Linked DNA regions of Homo sapiens: region 2 is linked to region 1. Evidence: read pairs that join two places in POLR2A ChIA-PET (ENCODE). Cell type or tissue: Panc1. All regions are shown on one strand. Links, peaks and the distances in the headings refer to the core of each region. The heading gives the core; the rest is flanking DNA.

Region 1 (5,000 bases), core at 1-5,000:
GTGGTGTGGGATAAGAAATTCATGTTCCACTCTGAGGGCCATGGGAGCCCCTTAGGGTCTTACTCCGTGGTGGGAGCTGCTCACTCACATTTTCAGACAGATCATTTAGCAACTGACTCCTCCAACCCAAAACAAAGCTGCCTTTATAGGGCCCACAGCTAGTCTGTCTCCAGCCCAGGCCGGTTAGAAAAGGAATGCACCCTATTCGGACTCCACAAAACCCCGCAAGGCATGTCCACGCAGGCCTGGGGCTGGCTTCCAGTCCAGAGCAAGTGCTCTTCCTCCTGCATGAGCCTCAGGCCGGCCCGGCCGCCCTCCCTGCGTCTTTCACTCTCTCCTGCCTCTCTCTCTCTTTCTCTCTCTCTCTGTGCAGATATTGTGGGCACTCTGAGGCCAGATGAGAAGGCCATCATGACTTACGTGTCCTGCTTCTACCACGCTTTCTCGGGGGCTCAGAAGGTGAGCTGGGCCAGGCACACCTCGCTGCTGGGGCTGCAGACCTGCCTTCACCACCGCCCTTGCATCACCGCTGGCCATCTGTGGTTGGAGCCCTGGCCAGGCCGTGGGCCGCCACACCACACAGACTGACCCTGCCGGCCTCTGACTCGGAAGGTCCCCTGGGGCAGGTTTCCCGCCTGGCCGGTGCTGGGCCTGTGCTGAGGAGTCACAGACCTCTGTTTGAACACAGCCCACCCTGGGAGGTGGGTGGTGGCATCCTAGGCTCTCAGGCGGGGAAACTGAAGCCCTGCATTACAGTCAATGGCAGAGCTGGGATTTGACTGCCCGGCGTTCCCACTCGCCCTGTCCATCATCTGCACCAGGGCTGCCTGCCTGCCCCTGCCAAGCCCTTCGTGGGGAGCACTGGGCTTTACCCGTTTTGCAGCTCCTTCCTGCCAGGAAAGGCTCAGCATGTGCAGCCCAACCTGCACTCACGGTCCCAGCCCTCCAGAGGCCAGGCAGAGCCCACAGAGCTTGCGTGGCAGTGGCCGCCCTCCTGGGCCCAGCTGACCTCATGCTGCCTCACAGCTCCTGCCGGGCCCTCAGCGTTCACGCAGAGGCCCAAGCACTGCTCCCCCCGCTTGCCTTGTGGTCTCTGAAGTATCTCAGGCAGCATTCCCGATGCCTGCTTTGAAGTGTCAGCAGTTGGCACAGGTTCAGAGGAGGAGGCAGAATCGATTCTTGTTTACTGAACATGTACTACACGCTAGGCACCCTCCAAGGCCTTCACATGCACAGGCTTCCAGAGGGTCCCTGTGCACACCCCCAGGAGGGCTAGGCGCAGTTAGCCCCATTTGAGAGAGGAGGAATTGAAGTTTAGGGAAACAGCTATTCCTAAAACTAGAAGGGGGGGGCCGTACCTTCTGTGGACCCCTGCTTTGAGCCTCCCAACTAGCAGGTGCATTACCTACCGTCAGTCTGGCCTGGCCCCACTCTGCCACCTCTTGGTACTGTGACCTTGGGTGGGTCACTTGACCTCAGCTTCCCCACCTGTGAAATGGGCATCGCTGTAGTTCGGTCTCACAGGATTGTTCTGGGCGTGAAACGAGCTCCTGCAGGCAAAGGGCTTAGCACAGTGCCTGGCACGGCAGCTGCCATTTAGGCAGCTGCCAGGGAGCCACAGTGGTGGGGAGTGTGGTTCTTCCCAGCCTCGGGCCAGAAAGGCCTCTTCACCTCCTCAGCATGCGATTGGAGCTTGTGTTTGGAGTGTTCTGCTAGAGGGCACGGGCCAGGAGGGTGGAGGGAGGACCCCTGACCCACACTCCCGCGGGAGGGTGGGCAGGGACCAGCAGCAATGGACGATTCGTCACCACAGACCCCAACTAACAGCATGTTTGCCATTGGACTCACCCCTACGGGCCCCGAACCAGCCCCCTGCCCACCACATGGCCTCACCAGATTGCTTTTCTTTCTACCCACACTGCTCCCCTGTGCTTAGGGCTGAACTCCAGTCTGGAGGCTCTGAGGGATTTTGGGGGAGCAGGGACTGGCAGGCAAGCCCAGGACAGTATGGGTGGGTGCTGAGGCACTGGGCCTGGAGGCTTGTCACTGGCCCCTCTCTGAGGGGGTAGTGGAGGCCCGGCTGCAGGGCGCTGGCTGGTCAGAAAGGAAAGTGCTGGGTCCCTGTGTGCTCCTCAGGACAGCCCCGTGGTGCTGCTCCTGCTGCCTCGTTTCCCCAGAGACCCAGTCCAAGCTCTTGCAAGAGTGCTCTCTGGGGTTCATGTTTTATAAACGCAGAGTGAACCCCAGGTCTAGCGCCAGTGTGCCCATTCTGTCCTGAGATCATTTATTTCTAGTCACCGAAGCGTTCCCGCCTCGTTCCTTTATTCACTCACTCATTCAGCAACCCTGAACACCGCCAGTGCACTGAGCCCCAAGCTGGATGCGGGAACTCAGCGGTGAAACATGATTCCCTTGCCTTGCGGCAGCCCCGTGCTCACAGAGAGGACTTGAGTTTCGGGTGCCAGTTGTCTCTGCCAAGTTAGGAGTCAGGGACTGACCTCTGTGACCCCCACAAGCTGCAGCCCTGGCTGTGTTTTCCACACTGGCCTGGGGCCCATGTTCATTGGCTGAGGAACCTCTTGGACCTCATCTCTGAGGAGCACCGCCTGGGGCCCTGGGTGTGTGTCCCGCAGCATGGCGCGGGGTGTGCACGTGCGTGTGTGCGCTCACACGAGCACCGGCTGCCGCCTCCCCGCCTGTCTCCAGGTGCCATGTGTGGAGGGGAGAGGCTGGGCGTCGCTGCCTGCAGCACTGGCTCTGAGCCGTTGGCCAAGCCTCTCCATTTTCCTTCCCCATCACTCTGTAGACCCTCCTCACTCTTTCTGTTCCTGTTCTGTTGCCGTTTCAACTCCTCCTCTTGGACCCTTTCTGTGCTTCCTGAAAGGTACCTGGTCTCTCTCTCCCCGTGTGCACCCCCTGCCTCCTCTACACTGTTCACTGCCCCCTAGCAGGACAGGGCAGGACGCTCTCCTGTAGTTCAGGCCCAGGGACTATGTCCACCACTCTCACCCTCCAAAGCCCCAGCACTTTTCTGCCCCACGGATGGTGACTTCTGTCCTCTGGAGCTCCTATTAACATTGCCTCCAAGGCAGGAGAGTGGACAGGCCTGAGTGTGCTCCTGTGCACGGACCACTAGGCTCCTCCGGGACCCGGGCGCCCCTGCTCTGTTGCCCCCAGCTCTCCAGCTCTCGGCTTCCCATCCTTTCACCTTCCCACCGGGAGAGACTCCTCCGCAGTCTTAGGTCCAACGCAGCCGACCCGTCCAGCCTCACCCTCCTCTGTGTGGGGCACTAGAGGGTTTGCGAGCAGCAGTGGGAGGGCTCCCCAACCCTCCTCGGTGCCTCCAGGGTCTGGGCTTTCTGGACCCAGGGGCATTTTGCAGTCAGCAGTGAGGATGCCAACAAGGCCTATTGGGACAGGGCACCATCTCACTGGAGCTGTGCTTCCTCTCCTTCCCCTCTGTGAGGAGTTCCGTGGGCCATGGACCAGCTGCTTTCAAGGGACGTGCCCGTCAGGAGGGAGGGTGGCCAGCCCCCAGGCAGCCCTGACTGTGTGCTCCCCTCCAGGCTGAAACTGCCGCCAACCGGATCTGTAAGGTGCTGGCTGTCAACCAAGAGAACGAGCACCTGATGGAGGACTACGAGAAGCTGGCCAGCGACGTGAGTGTTCCCCCAGTGAAAGTCAGGGCCACCTCATTATCCTCAGCCAGAGGTCACTGTGACTCTTGCAGGGGGAAAGCAGGTGTGGCAGCGAGATGACCTAGAAAAGGCTGCGTGGTCACAGACCATGGCATTTAGCCAGCTGGTGTGTACACGACCTCTCCGTTTGCTTCCACAAGGCTAAGGGTCAGACCGGCAGCCACCTTGCCAGCCAGCCCCTGGGCTCCCGAGCTTGGGTTCCTACAGAGATGCTCAGGGACAGTGTTTCCTGGGCACCTCAGTGCTTTAGAATCACCTGGGGAGCTTTGTGAAAGCCCCTCTTCCCGTGCCCTGGCCCTGGAGAGAGTGATTCAGAAGGATGGAGAGGGGCCTGGGAACCAATAGGATAGCAGGCCCTGTGCAGGTGCTTAACGAGCAGCCCAGCAAGACGGGAACTCGGATTATCCTCCTTTCCAAGTGAGGAAACTGAGGCCCAGGGAGGGTCAGGCACGTGCCTGCTGTTACATGACTAGTGGGACAGAGAGCTGGGCTTCACCCAGGCAGCCCTGCTCTAGAGTCCAAACCCAATGCTTCAGTTGGAAATAAGGGTGGTTAGTACAACTCTTCTGGAGGCTCTTCATTTTTGAAATCTCCATATTTAAAAAATAAACGTAGGCTGGGCGCAGTGGCTCACACCTGTAATCGCAGCATTTTGGGAGGCCAAGGCAGGTGGATCACTTGAGGTCTGGAGTTCAAAACCAGCCTGGCCAACATGGTGAAACCTTGTCTCTACTGAAAATACAAAAATTAGCCGGGTGTTGTGGCACACACCTGTAGTCCCAGCTACTTGGGAGGCTGAGGCAGGAGGATCGCTTGAGCCTGGGAGGCAGAGGTTGCAGTGAGCCAAGATTGCGCCACTGTACTCTAGCCTAGCGACAGAGCAAGACTCCATTAAAATAAAAATAAAATAAAATAAAATTTCCCAAAGAGCAGTGGTTTGACTGCTCATCTAGAACCAGTGGTTCCCAGATTTTGCAATCTCATAGACCAGGAAAATTTGAAAAACTATTGGATGTCCAACCTAAGAGGGCCAGCTTTTTATTTTGCCAAGTTACGGATGTTTTAAAAAGAAACACTACCATCTGTTACCACCAGCACTTCTAACACCAAGATAAGGTAAAAAGGTTATTCTTAGAACCCCAGCCATTGCCAAGAAAGGGCAGCTGGCAGCACGCCTCACAATGTATCCACACAGAGGTATTTCTGTCTTTGAATTTCTCACTTTGCCAGAAGTTGGCATTTGGGAACCACTTCTCCAGCTTGTCCGTGCTGGCAGATAACTGATTTTGTACTTCTAGAATT
Region 2 (16,651 bases), core at 3,849-8,848, 150 kb after region 1:
CCCGGTCACCTTCCCGCACCCCTCGCCCCCAGCCCCTACCAGCTCGGCGGCGAGCCTGACCGGCCGTCCCGGATCGAAAAGAGCAGACACTGGGAAGTTTTGGGAGAGGGAGGGGCGGGCCTTAAAGGGACCACGACCTTTTTTCAGCCCCGTGGGGGGAAGAAAAATTGGGGGCAGGGGGCGCGGGAGCGGGGACACGGCAGGAGACCGAGGGTCGCCCCGCGGGGGAATGGAGGAAACCAGGCGAGAAAGGAGCGGGAAGACCTTGGAGCCGCGGTGTTCGGGCTCCGCGTCCCTTTTCCCCAAAAATCCACCCCCGCCCCCCGCAGACGGAAAGTCACGCAGTTGTTTGAGACTCGCGCATCTTTCCTCCTGGTCAGGCAAGTGTCTTGGCTGAGGCAAGTGTTTGGGGTGTACATTGCTCACATAAGGAAATGGGCTGGAGGGACGCAAGTGACTAACCCAGGATGCCACAGCTTGCAAGTGGCATGGCGGGGCTGGTCTGACGCCGGAGCAGACGCATCACCACTGCACTTGCAGGGCTTATTAGGGTGATGGGGTAGGCTGTAGAGATGGGGGGTTCAGAGCAGGGGACTGGAGCCACCCTACCGGGGTTCCAACGTGGAAGCTGCATTTACTGTCTCTGGCCTTAGGAAAGTAACTTAGCCTTCCTCATCCGTTAGGGGGATGGCAGTAGGAGCTTCGTCTGGGTCGTCATGAGGAATGCAGAGAATGGAAACGGGACCTTAGAGGACTACCCCCATTTCACAGTTGAAGTAAAACTGGCCCAGAGAGTGGAAGAACCGCGAAAAATTACCACAGCTGGGCAGCCTCTGAAAGAGCAGGTCGCTCCCGTTCTTAATCCACACAAAACTTAATCGGACCCTTGCAGATCCTTGTAAACCCATGCCAGCCGGGCACGGTGGCTTCCCCTGTAATCCCAGCACTTTGGGAGGCCGAGGTGGGCAGATTGTTTAAGTCCAGGAGCTCGTGACCAGCCTGGGCAACATGGTGAAACCTTCTCTCTACATAAAATACAAAAAAATTAGCTGGGCGTGGTGGCGTGCAACTGTAGTCCCAGCTACTGGGGAGGCTGAGGCGGAAGGATCACTTGAGCCCAAGAGGTGGAGGCTGACAAAGCGAGACCCTGTCTCAAAAACAAACAACACCCCAGAAAAATATGGCTGGGCGCCGTGGCTCACGCCTGTAATCGTAGCACTTTGGGAGGCCGAGGCAGGAGAATCGCTTGAGGTCAGGGGTTCGAGACCAGCCTGGCTAACATGGCGAAACCCGGTCTCTACTTAAAATACAAAAATTAGGCTGGCGTGGTGGCAGGCGCCTGTAATCCCAGCTACTCAGAATGCTAAGGCAGGAGAATTGCTTGAACCCGGGAGGTGAAGTTTGCAGTGAGCCGAGATTGTGCCACTGCACTCTAACCTGGGCAACAGAGTGAGACTCTGTCTCAAAAAACTAAAATAAATAAAATAGGCCGGGCACGGTGGCTCACACCTGTAATACTAGCACTTTGGGAGGCTGAGGCGGCTGGATCACGAGGTCAGGAGATCAAGACCATCCTGGCTAACACGGTGAAACCCCGTCTCTGCTAAAAATAAAAAAAAAATTAAAAAAAAAATTAGCTGGGCATGGTGGCAGGCGCCTGTAGTCCCAGCTACTGGGGAGGCTGAGGCAGGAGAATGACGTGAACCCAGGAGGCGGAGCTTGCAGTGAGCCGAGATCGCTCCACTGTACTCCAGCCTGGGCGACAGAGCGAGACTCCGTCTCAAAAATAAATAAATAAAAGTAAAAAATAAATAAATAAATAAAATAAAGAAAAAATAGTAATGCTGCTGTGACCATTCCTAGTGATATCTTCTTGTGTCCATGTGTGAGAGTTTTAAGGGCATGTAGGTAGGAGTGGGATTGCTGGGTCGTGTAACATATTTTGACATTATTGGGTAGTAACAAATTGTTATTCAATATATCTGTACCATATATTCCCACCAGCAGTATATGAGAAGGTCTCATTCTTTTTTTTTTTTCTTTTGAGACAAGAGTTTCAATTTGTCCCCCAAGCTGGAGTGCAGTGATGCATACACAGCTCACTGCAGCCTCGACCTCCTAGGCTCAAGTGATCCTCCCACTTCAGCCTCCTGAGTAGCTGAGACCGCAAGCACATGCCATCATACCCTAATTTTTTTTTTTTTTTTTTTGAGATGGAGTCTCACTTTGTTGCCCAGGCTGGAGTGCAGGGGTGTGATCTCCACTCACTGCAACCTCTGCCTCCCAGGTTCAAGCGATTCCTCTGCCTCAACCTCCTGAGTAGCTGGAATTACAGGCACACGCCGCCATGCCAGGCTAATTTTTGTATTTTTAGTAGAGACGGGGTTTCACCATGTTGTCCAGGCTGGTCTTAACTCCTGGCCTCAAGTGATCTGCCCACCTCGGCCTCCTAAAGTGCTACTAGCATTACAGGCATGAGCCACAGCGCCCAGCCACCCTAATTTTTTTAAATTTTTTTAATTTTTTTATTTTTATTTATTTTTTTTTTTGTAGAGGCAGGGGTCTCACTATGTTGCCCAGGGTGATCTTGAACTCCTGGGCTCAAGCAATCCTCCCACCTCAGCCTCCCAAAGTGTTAGGATTGTAGGTGTGAGCCATGGCACCAAGCCTAGGTTTCTTTTTTTTTTTTTTTAATTTAATTTAATTTTATTTTATTTTATTTATTTTTTTTTTATTGATCATTCTTGGGTGTTTCTCACAGAGGGGCTTTTGGCAGGGTCATAGGACAATAGTGGAGGGAAGGTCAGCAGATAAACAAGTGAACAAAGGTCTCTGGTTTTCCTAGGCAGAGGACCCTGCGGCCTTCTGCACCGTTTGTGTCCCTGGGTACTTGAGATTAGGGAGTGGTGATGACTCTTAAGGAGCATGCTGCCTTCAAGCATCTGTTTAACAAAGCACATCTTGCACCGCCCTTAATCCATTTAACTCTGAGTGGACACAGCACATGTTTCAGAGCACAGGGTTGGGGGTAAGGTCACAGATCAACAGGATCCCAAGGCAGAAGAATTTTTCTTAGTACAGAACAAAATGAAAAGTCTCCCATGTCTACCTCCCTCTACACAGACACGGCAACCATCCCATTCCTCAATCTTTTCCCCACCTTTCCCCCCCCTCCATTCCACAAAGCCGCCATTGTCATCCTGGCCCGCTCTCAATGAGCTGTTGGGTACACCTCCCAGACGGGGTGGTGGCCGGGCAGAGGGGCTCCTCACCTCCCAGATGGGGCGGCCGGGCAGAGGCGCCCCTCACCTCCCGGACGGGGCGGCTGGCCGGGCGGGGGGCTGACCCCCCCACCTCCCTCCCGGACCGGGCGGCTGGCCAGACGGGGGGCTGACCCCCCCACCTCCCTCCCGGACGGGGCGGCTGGCCGGGCGGGGCCTGACCCCCCCACCTCCCTCCCGGACGGGGCGGCTGGCCGGGCAGAGGGGCTCCTCACTTCCCAGTAGGGGCGGCCGGGCAGAGGCGCCCCTCACCTCCCGGACGGGGCGGCTGGCCGGGCGGGGGGCTGACCCCCCACCTCCCTCCCGGACGGGGTGGCTGCCGGGCGGAGATGCTCCTCACTTCCCAGACGGGGCGGCTGCCGGGTGGAGAGGCTCCTCACTTCTCATACGGGGCGGCTGCCGGGCGGAGGGTCTCCTCACTTCTGAGACGGGGCGGCCGGGCAGAGACGCTCCTCACCTCCCAGACGGGGTGGCGGCCGGGCAGAGGCGCTCCTCACATCCCAGACGGGGCGGCGGGGCAGAGGCACTCCCCACATCCCAGACGATGGGCGGCCGGGCAGAGACGCTCCTCACTTCCTAGATGTGATGGCGGCCGGGAAGAGGCGCTCCTCACTTCCGAGATGGGATGGCGGCTGGGCAGAGACGCTCCTCACTTTCCAGACTGGGCAGCCAGGCAGAGGGACTCCTCACGTCCCAGACGATGGGCGGCCAGGCAGAGACGCTCCTCACTTCCCAGACGGGGTGGCGGCCTGGCAGAGGCTGCAATCTCGGCACTTTGGGAGGCCAAGGCAGGCGGCTGGGAGGTGGAGGTTGTAGCGAGCCGAGATCACGCCACTGCGCTCCAGCCTGGGCGCCATTGAGCACTGAGAGAACCAGACTCCGTCTGCAATCCCGGCACCTCGGGAGTCCGAGGCTGGCGGACCACTCGCGGTTAGGAGCTGGAGACCAGCCTGGCCATCACAGCGAAACCCCGTCTCCACCAAAAAAATACGAAAACCAGTCAGGCGTGGCGGCGCGCACCTGCAATTGCAGGCACTCCGCAGGCTGAGGCAGGAGAATCAGGCAGGGAGGTTGCAGTGAGCCGAGATGGCAGCAGTATAGTCCAGCTTCGGCTCGGCATGAGAGGGAGACCGTGGAAAGAGAGGGAGAGGGAAACCATGGGGAGAGGGAGAGGGACAGGGACAGGGAGAGGGAGAGGGAGAGCGCCTAGGTTTCTTCTGCTGTTCTTTTCCAAAACTTCTTAAATTTTGATACGTCTTTCTCCTTTTCTAATATAAGCACGGAGGCTCTGAATTTCCCTCTCCATTTTAATTTGGCTGCATTTTACAGAAAGGTGTTTTGGAACTTCCATTCTAATTTCTCTCAGACAGATGGCATTTTTAACTTATTTTGTTGTTGTGGTTTGCTAAAATACTTGCAAGTTGGTACATTTTGCATTTTGAAAGATTTTGCCAAATTACCCTCCATTAGCACTGTAACAATTTGAGTTCTCAGCATTTCTATGTAAAAAATGAATTTTCCCCACTATCTCAAAATACTGCACATTTTGTTTTACATTTGTCAATCTGAGGTAAAAACTGGTTTTAATTTTAATTTACTTTATATTTACCTTATTGAATGAATCGTGTGTGTGTATGTGAGCGTATACCATATGTGTTCACATGGGAATTGGAACAGCTAGAGAAAAAACATCCCAGGGAGAAGAAACAGCAAATGCAAAAGCCCTGAAGTCGGCTGGGCATGGTGGCTCACGCCTGTAATCCCAGCACTGGGAGGCCGAGGTGGGCAGATCACGAGGTTCAAGACCAGCCTGGCCAACACGGTGAAACCCCATTTCTACTAAAAATACAAAAATTAGTTGGGCGTCGTGGTGGTTGCCTGTAATCCCAGCTACTCAGGAGGCTGAGGCAGGAAAATCACTTGAAACCGGAAGGCTGAGGTTACAGTGAGCTGAGATCACACGCCACTGCACTCTAGCCTGGGCAACGAGCGAAATTCCGCCACACACACACACACACACACACACACACACACACACACACAAAAAGCCCTGACATGAGAACTGAAGACCTTTGTGGCTGGGCAGAGGGAGTGACAGGGTGAGTCTGAGGGGACAAGGTCAGAGGGGTGATGGGGGCACGTTATGTGGGGCCCACTGAGACGGGCTGAGGATGAGGACTTTGGTCTTATTACTAAGTGAGAAAAGAACCATGAGAGGGTTAAAAACCAGAATGACAAGCTGAGCATGGTGGCTCAAGCCTGTAATCCCAGCACTCTGGGAATGTTAAGGCAGGAGGATCCCTTGAGGCCAGGAGTTTTAGATGAGCCTGGCTAACATAGTGAGACACCATCTCTACAAAAAAAAAGTAAAAGGCCAGGTGCGGTGGCTCATACCTGTAATCCCAGCACTTTGTGAGGTCAAGGCGAGTGGATCACCTGAGGTCAGGAGTTTGAGACCATCCTGGCCAACATGGTGAAACCCCATTTCTACTAAAAATACAAAAATTAGCTGGGCATGGTGGTGGGTGCCTATAATCCCAGCTACTTGGGAGGCTGAGGCGGAAGAATCAACTTGAACCTAGGAGGCAGAAGTTGCAGTGAGTCAAGACTGTGCTATTGCACTCCAGCCTGGGCAACAAAAGTGAAACTCCATCTCAAAAAAAAAAAAAAAGGAAAAAAATTAGCTGGGCATGGTGTAATGCCCCTAGTCCCAGGTCCTCAGGAGACTCAGGCAGGAGGATCACTTGAGCCCAGGAGTTTGAGGCTGCAGTGAGCTATGATTGCACCACTGCACTTTAGCCTGGGCAACAGAGTGATAACTTCTTTCCAAAAAACTCCACAAAAAACAGAAGAGTGATGAGATCAGATTTTTTTTGGATTAAAAAATATAACATCTTTATTAAGCTATATTTCACATACCATAATATTAACTCTTTATATATTTATTTATTTATTTGAGACGCAGTCTCGCTTTGTCGCCCAGGCTGGAGTGCAGTGATGCGATCTCATCTCACTGCAACCTCTGCCTCCTGGGTTCAAACGATTCTCCTGCCTCAGCCTCCCAAGTAGCTGGGATTATAGGCACCTGCCACAATGCCCGGCTAATTTTTGTATTTTTAGTAGAGATGGGGTTTCTGCATGTTGGCCAGGCTGACCTCGAACTCCTGACCTCAGGTGATCCGCCCGCCTCAGCCTCCCAAAGTGCTGGGATTACAGGCGTGAGCCATTGCACCCAGCCAAATATTAACTCTTTTAAAGTGTATGACTGGCTGGGCTGGTGGCTCACACCTATAATCCCAGCTATGTGGGAGGCCGAGGTGGGCAAATCACTGAGGTCAGGAGTTTGAGACCAGCCTGGTCAACATGGCGAAACCACCTCTCTACTAAAAATACAAAAATTAGCCAGGCGTGGTGGTGCACGCCTGTAGTCCCAGCCACTCTGGAGGCTGAAGCACCAGAGTCACTTGAACCTGGGAGGAAGAAGTTTTGTGTGTGTGTGTGTATGTTTGTGTATATGTATGATTGAGTGTTGAGTGGTTTTTAGTATGCTCACATAGTCATGCAACCATCATCACTGTCTGATTCTGGAATATTACCCTCAAAAGGAACTCCATACCCTTTTTTTGTTTTTCGAGACAGAGTCTTGCTCTGTCGCCCAGGCTGGAGTGTAATGGCGTGATCTCGCCGCACTGCAACCTCCGCCTCCTGGTTCAAGCAATTCTCCTGCCTCAGCCTCTGGACTAGCTGGGATTACAGGCGCCCACCACCATACCCCGCTAGTGTTTTGAATTTTTAGTAGAGACGGGGTTTTGCCACGTTGCAATCCGCCCACCTCAGCCTCCCAAAGTGCTAGGATTACAGGCGTGAGCCACTGTGCCCAGCCTCCATATCCTTCAGCAGTCACTCCCCTCAGCCCCCGGCAGCCGCCAATTTACTTTCTGTCTCTATGGATTTGTCTAGTCTGGACATTTCATATTGTAGGGTCCAGCCCTACGGGGCTTAGCAGGTGTTCTCCCCGTGTGCAGAGATGAGAGATGGTAATAAATAAAGACACAAGACAAAGAGATAAAGAGAAAACAGCTGGGCCCGGGAGACCACTACCATCAAGTTGTGGAGACTGGTAGTGGCCCCGAACGGCTGGGCGCGCTGATATTTATTGCATACGAGACAAGGGGGGCAGGGTAAGGAGGGTGAATCCTCTAAGTGATTGATAAGGTGAAGCAAGTCACGTGATCATAGGACGGGGGTGGGGGGCCCTTCCCTTTTAGGTAGCCAAAGCAGAGAGAGAAGGCAGCATACGTCAGCGTTTTCTTCTATGCACTTATAAGAACGATCAAAGACTTTAAGACTTTCACTATTTCTTCTACCGCTATCTACTACCAACTTCAAAGAGGATCCAGGAGTACGGGAGGAACGTGAAAGTGGACAAGGAGCGTGACCTTTGGAGCACAGCACCACAGGGAGGGGTTTAGGCCTCCGGTGACTGCAGGCAGGCCTGGATAATATCCAGCCTTCCAGAAGAAGCTGGTGGAGCAGTGTTCCCTGACTCCTCCAAGGAAAGGAGACTCCCTTTCGCGGTCTGCTAAGTAATGGGCGTCTTCCCAGACACTGGCATTACCGCTTGACCAAGGAGCCCTCAAGCGGCCCTTATGTGGGCGTGACAGAGGGCTCACCTCTTGCCTTCTAGGTCACTTCTCACAATGTCCCTTCAGCACCTGACCCTATACCCACCGGTTATCCTTAGGGTATATTAGTAATGCAACAAAGAGTAATATTAAAAGCTAATGATTAATAATGTTTATAATAATGATTGATAATTGTCCATGATCATCTCTATATCTAATTTGTATTATGACTATTCTTATTCTAACTATTTTCTTTATTATACTGAAACAGTTTGTGCCTTCAGTCTCTTGCCTCGGCACCTAGGTAATCTTTCACCCACATCATATAAATGGAAAAATATAGTATGTAGCCTTTTGTGTCTGATTCTCTTAGCATGTTTTCAAGTTTCACCCATGTTTTTTAAATTAAATTAAATTTTTATTTTTGGGGGACGGAGTTTAGCTCTTGTCGCCCAGGCTGGAGTGCAATGGTGCAATCTCGGCTCACTGCAACCTCTACCTCCAAGGTTCAAGCGATTCTCCTACCTCAGCCTCCCAAGTAGCTGGGACTACAGGCGCCCGCCGCCATGCCCGGCTAATTTTTGTAATTTTAGTAGAGACTGGGTTTTGCCTTGTTGGCCAGGCTGGTCTCTTATCTCCTGACCTTACGATCCGCCTGCCTCGGCCTCCCAAAGTGCTGGGATTACAGGCATGAGCCACTGTGCCCGACCTGCTTTCTTCTTTTTTGTTGTTAAGCCTCCTCCGGCTCCAAGCAGAAATAGCTTCACGGTCTGCTGTGCTTCAGATTGAAAACTCAGACACCCTCAGGGACCAGTGGGGAAAGCCACCCCTTAGAGGAAAGTTTCTCATTTGCATTACGCAGTCCTGACCCTTTCCCTACCTTTCCCCGCCCCCAGCTTCAATCAGGTCTAACTGATATGTGAGAAACCAGACCTTTAAAGTGTACAATTGATGAGTTTTAACTTACATATACACCTGGGAAACCATCACCACAAATCAAGATAGTGACCACAAGGTAAAAACAGTATTCATCATCCCCAGGAAGTGTTTTTGTTTTTTTGTTTTTTGTTTTTTATTTTTTTTTTTGAGATAGTCTTGCTCTGCTATCCAGGCTGAAGTCCAGTGGTGTGATTATAGCTCACTGTGGCTTACTCCCAAGTAGCTGGGACTACAGGTTCCTGCCACCCCATGGCCATTTTATATATATATATATATAATATATATGTATATAAAATATATATATAGTTATATATATACACACTATATATACTATATATTATATATAATAGTTATATATACCATATATTATATATACTATATTATATATAGTATATCATATATAGCATATATTATATATACTATATTATATAGTATCTCATATATAGCATATAATATATACTATATTATATATAGCATATCATATATAGTATATATAATATATACTATATTATATATAGTGTATAATATATACTATATTATATATATATTATATATATAAATATAATTGGGTTTTTTTTTGTTTGTTTTTTTGGTAGAGATGGGGTCTTGCTACGTTACCTCGGCTGATCTCAAACTCCGGGCCTCAGGCAATCCTCCTGCCTCAGCCTCCCAAAATGCTGGGATTACAGTAGTGAGCTACCACACCCACAGAAGTTTTCTTTTCGTTTTTGAGACGGAATTTTGCTCTGTCGCCCAGGCTGGAGTGCAGTGGCATGATCTCAGCTCACTGCAGCCTCCACCTCCTGGGTTCAAGCAATTCTCCTGCCTCGGCCTCCCTAGTAGCTGGGATTACAGACATGCACCACCATGCCCAGCTAATTTTTTTTTTTTTTTTTTTTTGAGATGGAGTTTTGCTCTTGTTGCCCAGGCTGGAGTGCAATGGTGTGATCTCGGCTCACTGCAACCTCCATCTCCCAGGTTCAAGCGATTCTCCTGTCTCAGCCTCCTGAGTAGCTGGGATTACAGGCATGTGCCACCATGCTTGGCTAAATTTTTTTGTATTTTTAGTAGAGACGGGGTTTCTCCATGTTGATTAGGCTGGTCTTGAACTCCTGACTTCAGGTGATCTGCCTGCCTTGGTCTCCCAAAGTGCTGGGATTGCAGGCATGAGCCACCACACCCAGCCGCTAATTTTTATATTTTTAGTAGAGACAGGGTTTCAACATGTTGCCCAGGCTGGTCTTGAATTCCTGACCTCAAGTGATCCCCCTGCCTTGGCCTCCCAAAGTGCTGGGATGGGTGTGAACCACCACGCCTGCAGAAGTTTTCTTGAGCCTCCTTGTAAACCCTCTGTTTTTCACTGTCCCCCGCCCAGTGTTACAGACCACAAGTTCTTGGGATCTGAATGCAACTGAAATTGACTTGAGGCCAAAACAGTTTTCCCAGACAAGACTTCATTGGAGTTTATGCCTGGGTATGAGGGAGACAGCACAAGAGAAAGAGAGCAAATTTGCTGGCTGACTCTTGGAAAAGAGCCAGTAGGGCTTTTTTATTAGGCAAAGCTCTGGAATTGACATTAGCGGGAGGATATACAGGCTGAGCTGGGCAAAACATGTGAGGAGTAGAGCACTCATGAGGACACTTGTCTGGCTGCGATGGTTATCTTGAGTAATGGGCCACATGGTGTTCTGGCAGGTGCAACAAGGCTGTAAATCAATTGTTCAGCTTTCCTTCCGGAGCTGGGACACTCACACCCTCGGTTACTTCCTAAGGCCAGTTCCTGAAATTCTTTTTTTTTCTTTTGTTTGAGACAGAGTCTTGGTCTGTTGTGCCCAGGCTGGAGTGCGGTGGTGCTATCTTGGCTCACTGCAACCTCCTTCTCCCAGGTTCAAGTGATCCTCCTGACTCAACCTCCCGAGTAGCTGGGATTACAGGCGCCTGCTACCACGCCCAGCTAATTTTTATATTTTTAGTAGAGATGGGGTTTCACCATGTTGGCCACGCTAGTCTCGAACTCCTGACCTCAAGTGAGCCACCCGCCTCGGCCTCCCAAAGTGCTGGGATTACAGGCGTGAGCTACCGCGCCCGGTCTCGCTATTGATTCTTTTTGCTTCCACGGACAACTTTTTATTTCCTATCTTCCATCTGTGAGGGCGTTCAGGACTTTTGGGCCTTTGTGAGTAAACAGTCAACTCTGTGGAGCGGAGACCCTAGAGAATATGGCCAGAGAGAAATGTGAGCTGTACTCCATTGGCAGCTAGCAAAACTTTCCTTTCTTTGAGCTGTCTTTGCAGTGGTTCTAGATCTTGGGAGGACGGCTGTAGATGCCCTGCATCCTTGGTTAAGTCATAACCTTGGTTAAGGCTTATAGGTTTCACTTGGGAGAGTACCTGTGGTGAAGAAGTTCACAAGCCAGGAATACCAGCTGTTTGTCCCAACTAAAAGCTGGTAATACGGCTGGGCACTGTGGCTCTCACGCCTGTAATCCCAGCACTTTGGGAGGCCAAGGCGGGTGGATCACCTGAGGTCTGGAGTTCGAGACCAGCCTGACCAATATGGTGAAACTCTATGTCTACTAAAAATACAAAAATTAGCCGGACATGGTGGTGTCTGCCTGTAGTCCCAGCTACTTGGGAGGCTGAGACAAAAGAATTGTTTGAACCCAGGAGGCGGAGGTTGCAGTGAGCTGAGATTGCACCACTGCACTCCAGCCTGGGCAACAGACAGACACTCCATCTCAAAAATAAAATAAATAAATAAATAAATTTATTTATTTTAATAAGAAATTTAATCTGGTAATAAGAAATTTAAGAGTAGTTATTTTAAAGAGCTTTATAGTTAGAAGTCAGCTTAATCAAAAGCTAATATCCAAGTTTTTTTTTTTTTTTTTTTTTTTTTTTTTAAGACTGAGTCTTGCTTGTCACCCAGGCTGGAGCGCAGTAACACGATCTCGGCTCACTGCAACCTCTGCCTCCTGGGTTCAATGAAGCCATTCTCCTGCCTCAGCCTCCCCAGTAGCTGGGATTACAAGGGTGCACCACCACGCCCAGCTAATTTTTGTATTTTTAGTGGAGACGGGGTTTCACCATGTTGGCCAGGCTGGTTTCGAACTCCTGACCTCGCGATCTGCCCGCCTCGGCCTCCCAAAGTGCTAGGATTACAGGCGTGAGCCACCATGCCCGGCCCCAAGTTTTATATATATATATATATATATTTAAAAGGGCTTTCTGACTTTTCTCTTTGAATCTTTTTTCGTGGACTAGAACTTTTTTTTTCAAAAACAAAAAAACCCTGTGTGCTTGGTATGACCACTTCCTTTGTTCACTTCCTCCCTTTTTCTTTTTTTCTTCTTTCTTGAGGTGGGGTCTTGCTCTGTTGCCCAGGCTGGAGTGCAGTGGTGTGATCACAGCTCTGCAGCTTTGACCTCCTGGGCTCAAGCAATCATTCCACCTTCACCTCCCAAAGTGCTGGGATTACAGACATGAGCTTCTATGCCCGGCCCACTTCCTTTATTAAAAATTATTTTTCCATGATGTGAGTGAGAGCCCAAGGGGAGACTTCTAGCATGAAGCCCAGAGCTCCACAGCAAACAGGAGCTTGAGTTTGACCCTAAGCCCTCAACCAGCGATACCCCAAACAGCTGCCATTTGAGTTTCACGTCCCTTTTTTTTTTTTTTTTGCCACACATTCATGCATCACCTGCCCACTTCACTGCTTAATAATTTTCTTTAAATCAACCCACTCTTTTGTTTTTAATTCAACACATTTATTTAAACAGGAGATGTCATTTCACTCCAGGAAGTGGAAAACCAGTGTCAGTTGGCACACATAGACTCTAATAGTACAAATAAATCCAATGATTCAGCAACAACAGAGAAGTGCTAAAAGCATTGGGTGAAAGGTGTTGAGGAACAGGTTGGTCACCAGGTCTCAAGGTGACACCCACAGATGATGCAAGAATTCAAAGGCTCACGCCTATAATCCCAGCACTTTGGGAGGCCGAGGCGGGTGGATCACTTGAGGTCAGGAGTTCAAAACCAGCCTGGGCAACATGACGAAACCCCATTTCTACAAAACATACCGAAAATTAGCCGGGCATGGTGGTGGTGTGCACCTGTAGTCCTAGTACTACTAAGCTGAGGTGGGAGGATCGTGGGAGGTGGAGATTGCAGTAAGCCTAGATCACACCACTGCACTCCAGCCTGGGCGACAGAGTGAGACCCTGTCTCAAAAACAAACCGACAAACAACAAAAAATAAAACAAAAAACAAGGGGAGAAGATGACCATCTGCAAGCCAAGGAGAGAGCCCTCAGAAGGAAGTCTATTGTGCTGACACCTCGAACTGGAACTATTGTAACCGCCCAAGGGGTTCACGTTTCCTGCTGCCTAGACAGAGCCCATACATCAAAACAGGGGAATTGCAATAGAGAAAGAGTAATTCGCTGGGCGCAGTGGCTGACGCCTGTAATCCCACCACTTTGGGAGGCTGAGGTGGGCGGATCACGAGGTCAGGAAACCGAGACCATTCTGGCTAACACGGTGAAACCCTGTCTCTACTAAAAACACAAAAAATTAGCCGGGCGTGGCGGCACGTGCCTGCAGTCCCAGCTACTTGGGAAGCTGAGGCAGGAGAATGGCGTGAACCCGGGAGGCGGAGCTTCCAGTGATGCAATGAGCTGAGACCACGCCACTGCACTCCAGCCTGGGCAACACAGCAAGACTCCGCCTTAAAAAAAAAAAAAAAAAAGAGTGATTCACGCAGAGGAGCCAGAGCCCGCTGTGCGCTGTGCGGGAGACCGGAGTTGTATTATTACTCAAATCAGTCTCCCTGAGCATTCTAGGATCAGAGCTTTTAACAACAACGCGGTGGGTGGGGGGAAGCTAGTGAGCCAGGAGTGTTGATTGCTCAGGAATGAAATCATAGGGAGTCGAAGCTGTCTTCTTGAGCTGAGTCAGTTCCTGTATAGGGGGCCACAAGATCAGAAGAGCCAGTTTATTGATCTGGTGGTGCCCACTGATCCATCAAGCGCAGGGTCTGCACAATGTTCCAAGCACTGATCTTAGGAGCAGTTTAGGGAGGGTCAGAATCTTGTAGCCTCTGGCTGCATGACTCCTAAACCATAATTTCTAATCTTATGATTAATGTTAGTCCTACAAAGGCAATCTAGTTCCCAGACAAGAAGGAGGTCTGCTGTTGGGCGCGGCGGCTCACGCCTGTAATCCCAGCGCTTTGGGAGGCCGAGGTGGGCTGATCACAAAGTCAAGAGATCGAGACCATCCTGGCCAACATGGTGAAACTGTGTCTCTACTAAAAATACAAACATTAGCCAGGCGTGGTGGCACATACCTGTAGTCCCAGCAACTCAGGAGGCTGAGGCAGGAGAATTGCTTGAACCCGGGAGGCGGAGGTTGCAGTGAGCTGAGATTGTGCCACTGCACTCCAGCTTGGGCAACAGAGCCAGACTCTGTCTCACCAAAAAAAAAAAAAGAAAAAAAGAGGGAGTTCTGCTTTGGAAAGGGCTGTTTTCAACTTTGTTTAAACTATAAACTCTTTCTCTCAAAGTTAGTTCGGCCTACATCTAGGAATGAACAAGGACAGCTTGGAGATTAGAAGCAAGATGGAGTCAATTATGTTAGATCTCTTTCACTGTCTCAGTCATAATTTTGCAAACACAGTTTCACTGGGAGGAAATAAATTTCTGTTGTTTAAGCCACACAGTCTGTGATCTTTTTTTTTTCTTTTTTGAGACAGAGTCTCGCTCTGTCGCCCAGACTGGAGTGCAGTGGCACAATCTCAGCTCACTGCAACCTCCGCCTCCCAGGTTCAAGCGATTCTCCTGCCCCAGCCTCCTGAGTAGCTGGGATTATGGGCGCGCATCACCATGCCTCAGCCTCCCGAGTAGCTGGGATTACAGGCGCGTCACCATGCCCGGCTAATTTTTTTTTTTGTATTTTTAGTAGAGACGGGGTTTCACCATGTTGGCCAGGCTGGTCTCGAACTCCTGACCTCGTGACCCACCTGCCTCAGCCTCCCAAAGTGTTGGGATTACAAGCGTGAGCCACCGCACCCGGCCATCTGTGGTCTTTTTGATGGCAGCTCTAGCCGACTAGCCTATCTCCTTAGCTCAATGGTCAAAGTTAGCTTTACCAATCACGGCCCCTGATGGGATTCAGGTACCGAGAAGGACACAGCGTCCCTGCGGAGTATTCTTCCCCACAGCTGCAAGACCAGATTTTAATCATGAGGAAGCAGCAGACGAGGCCAGAAACTGGGACTGTCCACAGGACAACTGGCCAGGGCTCTTCGAACAGCCAGGGTCAGTCCAGCTGCTACACATGTGAGGTAAGAAAAAAAAAAGCCAACGTCAGGAGCCTCTCTGAACCTATTGTGGTTTGGAGGCTGTCCAGTTTATTTACAAATTGAAAAAAAGTTATATATATATAAATTATTATATTATTGTTTTATAATATTTATATTATTTTATAAATTAATATAATTATTATGATTATAAATTAAATATTTTAATTTATATATAAATTATTTTTTATTTTTGTAAATATATAAATCTATCTATATATAGATATATCTATACGTATAGACACAGATAGATACCTCATGTAGCTAGTGCATACTTGAAATGTGACTAGTCCAAACTGTGATGTGATTAAGTGTAAAATGCACAGTAAATTTCAAAGCTTTAGCATACACACACACAAACATACAAAGTTTTAAATATGTCAGTAACTTTTTAATATGGATACATGTTGAAGTGATAATATTTGGGATACATTGTGTTAAATCAAATATATTATTATTAACGTTAACTTCACTTGTTTCTTTTTATTTATTTATTTATTTTTGAGATGGTGTTTCACTCTTGTTGCCCAGGCTGGAGTGCAATGGCGCAATCTCCGCTCACCGCAATCTTCGCCTCCCGGGTTCAAGCCATTCTCCTGCCTTAGCCTCCGGAGTAGCTGGGATTACAGGCATGCGCCACCATGCCCGGCTAAGTTTGTATTTTTAGTAGAGACGGGTTTCTCCATGTTTGTCAGGCTGGTCTTGAACTCCCGACCTCAGGTGATCTGCCCACCTTGGCCTCCCAAAGTGCTGGGATTACAGGCATGAGCAACCGCACCCGGCCTCACTTGTTTCTTTTTAGTTTTTTAAATTGTAGTTACTATGAACAATGAAATACATAAATATATGGTTTGTTAGCATGTGATACATTCTTTGGGAAAAACGATCACAATTGGGCACGGTGGCTCACGCCTATAATCTCAGCACTTTGGGAGGCCGACGTGGGCAGATTGCTTGAGGTTAGGAGTTTGAGACCAGCCTGGGCAACAAAGAGAGACCTCATCTTTATAAAAAATTTTAAAAATTAGACAGGCACGGTGGTAGGTGCCTGTAGTCTCAGCTACTTGGTAGGCAGAGGCAGGGGGCTTGTTTGAGCCAGGAGGTTAAGGCTGCAGTGAGCCGAGATCATGCCACTACACTCCAGCCTGGGCAACAGACAGAGACGTTCTTTCAAAACAAAACAAAACCCCCTGTTCCTCAAGCAAGATGCCAGACGTACCTGGGTCAGTCCAGACTCCTGACCTATGTGGTTTAGGAGCAGCAAGGAGGAGGGAGGGGTCCCAGGAAAAGGGAACAGCCTACCTCTGGGCCTTTGCACTGGCTCATCCTGCTTCTCGGAATGCTCTTCCTAATACCCACTCTGCTCCTCCCTTCCCCTCCCCTCCTTCAGGCCTTTCTGCAGATGTCACCTCAGTGAGGCTTTCTCTGATACGCCTGTCTAAAACTG

What was found. ChIA-PET counts read pairs that join two places held together with the same protein. Peaks named below come from ENCODE experiments on the same cell type or tissue, not always from the same donor. Only the 100,000 strongest peaks of a DNase experiment are listed, where the experiment ranks them.
Region 2: POLR2A ChIA-PET joins it to region 1 with 5 read pairs; 8 of 35 experiments call an interaction of 5 or more read pairs at or near these places.

Annotation. Positions count from the first base shown.
Region 1 is chr19:38,710,903-38,715,902 of GRCh38, forward strand. It overlaps ACTN4 (actinin alpha 4), which reads left to right. Exons shown (of 21, transcript NM_004924.6): 9 at 3,567-3,659. The region is part of intron 1 of LOC107985291 (a long non-coding RNA gene); the gene reads right to left. Among named protein-coding and RNA genes, the nearest start is that of CAPN12, 31 kb to the right of the region's middle. In Panc1, for the core only: no CTCF peak of the experiment used is centred there; no DNase peak of the experiment used is centred there; H3K27ac peaks cover 4,120 bases.
Region 2 is chr19:38,852,257-38,868,907 of GRCh38, forward strand. It overlaps RINL (Ras and Rab interactor like), which reads right to left. Exons shown (of 12, transcript NM_001195833.2): 12 at 15,574-16,651. It also overlaps a transcript of HNRNPL not described here. Among named protein-coding and RNA genes, the nearest start is that of HNRNPL, 11 kb to the left of the region's middle. RefSeq lists enhancers at 289-933, 4,952-5,011, 12,593-12,887, 13,447-14,022 and silencers at 5,222-5,381, 7,894-8,062. In Panc1, for the core only: no CTCF peak of the experiment used is centred there; no DNase peak of the experiment used is centred there; H3K27ac peaks cover 189 bases.